2 separate regions of the Mus musculus genome follow, and region 2 is linked to region 1. Evidence: chromatin loops called from intact Hi-C (ENCODE). Cell type or tissue: gastrocnemius. All regions are shown on one strand.

Evidence for each region. A loop is a pair of places that touch in the nucleus more often than their neighbours do. Peaks named below come from ENCODE experiments on the same cell type or tissue, not always from the same donor. Only the 100,000 strongest peaks of a DNase experiment are listed, where the experiment ranks them.
Region 2: a loop joins it to region 1, with 2.2 times the contacts of the local background. A loop is called at or near these places in 16 of 42 quality-filtered maps.

Annotation. Positions count from the first base shown.
Region 1 is chr1:13,371,523-13,374,022 of GRCm38, reverse strand. Ncoa2 (nuclear receptor coactivator 2) reads left to right here. Exons shown (of 23, transcript NM_008678.3): 1 at 1-85. Among named protein-coding and RNA genes, the nearest start is that of Ncoa2, 1.3 kb to the left of the region's middle. In gastrocnemius, a CTCF peak has its summit at 981; DNase peaks (open chromatin) are centred at 919, 1,462 and 1,858; H3K4me3 peaks cover 2,293 bases; H3K27ac peaks cover 2,259 bases.
Region 2 is chr1:13,187,294-13,189,793 of GRCm38, reverse strand. All of the region lies in intron 5 of Ncoa2 (nuclear receptor coactivator 2), which reads left to right. Among named protein-coding and RNA genes, the nearest start is that of Prdm14, 61 kb to the right of the region's middle. In gastrocnemius, a CTCF peak has its summit at 1,407; no DNase peak of the experiment used is centred here; H3K27ac peaks cover 1,562 bases.

The sequences.
Region 1 (2,500 bases):
TGGCGGCCGCAGCCTGGGCTCCCGCGGCGGCGGCGGAGGTCAGCGCCGACGGCAGCCCGCACCTGACGGCGTGACGGCCACATTGGTAAGCGCGCCTCCCCTGGGGGCTCACGGGCGGCGGGCGGGGGGCGCCGCATTCCCACCCGGGCCGCTGCCCTTGGTGCGCGCAGCCCGGCGGAGCCGCGCGCCGGCCGGCCGGGCAGGCTGTTGTTGTGTGCGGGCACCGCTGCCCAGGCGTGCGGAGCCCGCGACGCCCATCCTCGAGGCGCGGCCGAGCCGGGGACTCGGCTCCCGGGGGGAGGGGGGAGGGCGGGAAGACGCCGAGTCCCCGGGAGAGAAAGGAGGCGCTCGGGCGCCGGGCGAGAGAGCTCGGGAGACGAGCCCTGGAGCGCGAGGCGGGTGGAGGCTGCAGCCCGCGGCGCCGGCCGAGAGGTGAGCACCAGGCTGGGAAGCGGCGGTTGTGCCGCGGGCCCCTGCTCCGGCCCCCTCGAGGCTGCGCGGCGCAGCCCGGGCAGGCGGGGGAAGCCCGGGCCGGCGGGCGCAGTCGCGGCCGGTGCTTTCTTCCCGGGAGGCGTGCGGCCACTGCTGCACGGGTGGGAGCCGGCCGAGGGGAGGCAGGACCTGGGAAGTGCCGGGGGTGTGTGAAGGTGACGCGGCCGGCAGGGGCGGCGGCGGGGGCTCGGGCGTCTGGGGGGCCTCGGGCTTGGGTGGCTTCGGGGCGGTAGCGCTCGGGCCGCGCAGGCCGGGCCGCGGTGGGGGCGGGGAGCCGGGGTCGGGCGGCGGCGGCGGTGGCGGCGCCGCGCCGGGCTCGCCCCTGACTTAACTTTCTGGGTGCGGGCATGTGTGCCGGAGGCGCGCTGGGGCCGCGGCCGGGGGCGGGAGGCGGGCTGCGGGCCAGGAGGTTCCGGGTTGGCTCGCCAGCGCCCCCTCTTCCGTACCCCTTCTGCGGCCCCTGCAGGGACAGGCCCTCGGGGGCCCCCCGCGGGAAGCGGGAGGGGTCCTGGCGGCCCTCGCGCCCCGGTCACGCCCTGGGCCGGGGACCCTCCTCTCCGGGCCCCTGGAGGCTCCCGGGGAGGCGTCCAGGGTCGGCGCCGCGGGCTGGAGTGCCCGCACCCCGCCCCTGGGGGAGTCCTGGAGGCGCCGCGGCCGCGCTCGGGGGTGGCTCGGTCCCTGCTTCCATGGTCCCTCCCTTTCCCCTCCCCCAAGTGGCTTCCGGGGCCTGCGGACTGAGGGGCGGGAATCGGGGACCCGAGCCCCTTACTCTCCGGGAGTGACGTTGGGCCTCAAGCCTAGAGGGCCTGTCACTGGCAGGGGAAACTTTCCCAAACCCGAGCCTGAGCTCGAGCACCCTCCTCCGCCACCTCGTCCTCTAATCCCACTCCCACTCCACCTCCTCCGACTCCTTCCCCTCCCACCGACCCGAATCTGGCTGTGCCTGACTGATGGGGCAGTGAGCCAATGGAAGGCAGGAACTGACCTGCCGGGTACCGGTAAGCCAATGGTGGGAGCCAGAGGCAGGAAGGAGGCGGGGTTTCTTCCGTCCAGTTAGGGCTGAGTTGCAGGCGGGGCGGGGGAGCCTTGGAGACGCCGCGAGCCCTCCACTCTGGCGCGTCCCTTGGTCACCCGCACCTGGGTTTGTGGAATAGTGTCACTCACAGAATCTGTGACCCGGGGAGACCTGCATAGGTGCGCGAAGATATTGCTTTTCTCTGGTGCTGCGAGAGGCGTTGTTTTAGACATGACAAAGTCTAAAGCCACTTCAGGATGTGGCAGTAACTGCGAGGCCCGGTTTTAAAATGGCATATGTTGATAGTGACCGCGTTCTGGATCTCAGCACCAGGTGAGATCTTTGAAGGTCTGCGTTAGTTTCACTGGGCTTCTGTCCAGCACCCGGACGATGGTGAATTGAAAGGGCACCCTGAGAGTAAAGGCGCGGGGTGGCCTCTTGTGAGGTGATTTTTAGGAGTGCTAAAGCATTCTTGTTTGGAATTGGCCTCACTGGGATCTTGTTTAATCAGACCAACACCAATTTCCCAAGTCTCCTTGAAAGTTTCGTGCTTGGTCTGGGTGTGACATTTTAACAAAGTTACTGGTTATGCTGTGCATATTTTTTTGTCTTGTTCTTGGGTAAACAAAATGAAGTTTTGAACCAAAGCGCCACTAAGATACCAAGCGTGGGTACTTAGCAAAAGCAGCTAAAGAATATTTGTTGGCAGAAAACAAAAGGAATAAAGTATAGCAGTATAGCTTTCCATATTACTCCCTTACAAAAGATTCGTAAAACATTTTATCTATTTATTTATTTATTTATTTATTTATTTTTAGTTTCCTTAAACACGGATGAATTGTACAGTATGTGGCTACTTCTCTGATGTGTAAGAGGTCAAGAGCTATCTTTGGTTGTTTGGGTCCAGTGAACTGACTTTCTTGACTCCTGAGTTTTAGGAAAGGGGGGCGGGGGCGGTTCCCTTGAGGATCCCTGGTTGCTCAGCGGGAATTG
Region 2 (2,500 bases), 180 kb after region 1:
CTATTGAAGGGTGGGACTCTTGCCTCAGGCTCAGGGTTCCTGTGTGCCACATGCCTCGGCCTGTGTAGACGGTTTAAAATGTGAGAGCCAACAAAACGAGGGTTATGCTTTTTAGGGCTGGTAATTCCAACTAGTATGTTTTTCTCATAGAAGTCAAGGTTAAAATAGGAAGAAGGAACTTTTTAAAAGCATAACCGAGTGACTGGCCTTAGGGCCTTAGGGCAGCTACTGTCTCAGGCTTATAAAATCCTCCTTGTTTTTTTAATGAGTACTAAACACCCAGTGCTTTACTGTCCCTCTTTCAAAGTTAAAATTCAAGATGTGGGCTATGGTAAAATGAGAGAAGAAATAGCAGTGAATAGACAGAGCTGCCTGAGACATAAATTATCTCAAGTCTCGTGGCGCTCTGCTCTGCTGAAGACATTCTAAGCGTAAAGGACCACGTGGTCAGAACCGCGGCGTTGTGCCTGCTCTGTGCCTGCTGCAGCAGGCTTGTGGATTCAGGACTAGGATTTTTTAAACAAAGCTAGTTGGCACTCTCTTGACCTTACTGTCCCCTTTCTCATCTAGAAACGCTAAATCTGCAGGTATGTCCTGTGTAGTTGGGAGCTCGCCTTTGCATTAACAACTAACAGCTCATCCCTAGGGGGCAGAGGGGCACTTCCCACACACTGTAGGAGCGGGAAAGAAAGCTGTGGCCAGGTGACCACTTAGAATTACATAAAAGAGCCGAGGAGGACAGCTTTCTTTAGAAAACCTTGTGAATTGTAAGCAGAGATTTAATTGGAATTTTTCCATATAACTGTTTATTCATTATGCCTCGGGGAGTGGGAAATAGCACTGAAACCCCAAGGAGGACTTTGAGGCCTTTAAAAAGAAACGCTTAGAGCAAGGCAGGCTGTGGCTTAGCCCTTGCAACAAGTTCATTAATTGTAGAAACTGGATTGCAGGATGGCAGTGGCCCTTATTTCATAAAATCAAACCAAAATTTTTGCTGTTTGAAAATAATCTTCTGAGAATGAGTGGAGTGCATTGAGGAAGCGCCTGTGCAAGCTGAGTACTAAGTCAGCGTGCCAGAGAGGAAGCTCCGGGATCTAGTGGCTTACGGCTTAACTGGAGACCTTTCAACAGGGAGAGCATGTGTGTGCTCGGAGAGCTGTTCCTAGGCATAGATGCACACTCATGCTTGCATCATAGCATAGCGGTTGCTAGGCAACAGAAGCAAATGTCAGCTCTTGCCATCAGAGCATATCATAGTGAGCTTTAAAAAACACAGTTTTATAAAACGAGCCACTTTCATTTTTCAATTTTATTAGGCCACAAATGAGCCTTCTCACCATACTCTAAGAAGCCACATGCCCTTTCAAAGCCAACACTAGTAATGTAGTATTGAAAGCCTAAGAACTCTGCTGAACGAACACCCAGCGGTGGCAGTAGTGAGAAGTAACAAGAGATCTGTAAGTGCCATGTGCTGTTGCTGTGCCTCTCCAGTGTACACAGCTTAGTGCAGCCTGTGTTGTTGGCCACTTAGGTTTCTAGAGTCTTGCTTTACCCTGAATGTGCATCATGCTATAGAGAAAACCTGACAGACTAGTTAAGGAAAGTCTAAAGCCAGTGGGTTTTTTTGTTTGCTTTGGTTTGGGTTTCATTGTTGTTCGCTTTTTTGCTGTTATTATTACAAGACAGGTCCTTGACCTTTAGTCCAGACTGGCCTTGTTCTTCTACTGTAGCCCAGGTATTAAGATAGCTGATGCCATCACACCCAGTTTACTTTTTCTTTAAACAACTTCTTATTTATACCCCAGAATCAGTTTTAGATTGATGGAAATCTAGTCTGACAAAACAGAAGCCTTTTATATAAACAGCCTTGGGTGGACCAAGCATTCCGGCCATCCCTCACCACCGTGTGGGGACTGGGCATGCTTTAAATGCAGTAGATATGTATCTGAAGAGCCTAAGTGGCATCAGCTGACTGGGAATTTAGCTTTGAAGGTGTCCAGGTCTTCTTAGACTGTGAAGGGAAACTCTGCTCTGTTCTGAACAAGCATCAGATGTAGGAGAGACACGGAGCTGCCATTGCCAGGGCAGACCAGAAGGAGTCTTACCAGGAGAAGTATCTGAGCTCCTGGAGTCGCTAGCGGACTATGTGCAATTTTCCTTCCATAACCCCTGATCCCCTCTGTGCCTTGGAGAAGAGGGCCTTGGGAGGACACAGTATGCCCACAGCAGAGTGAACATGCCCACAGCTGCTGTTTACCTTCTCTTCCTAAAGTGTGGAGACCAGTCTCTTTCTGGAGTCTAGACATGGTGGGCACATGGAGTGACAGTGAGCCCGTTATAGCATGCAGGCAACCAGCACTGAGCTGTTTTAGCCACCCCCAAGACACTTAGCCCGTAGCACCGTCCCCATTCACCTACCTGGCCAGAGAGCCTACCCAGATCCTTCCCTACACACCAGACAGTAAAGGCCGGATGTTGCTTTGAAGGTCTGCGACCATCT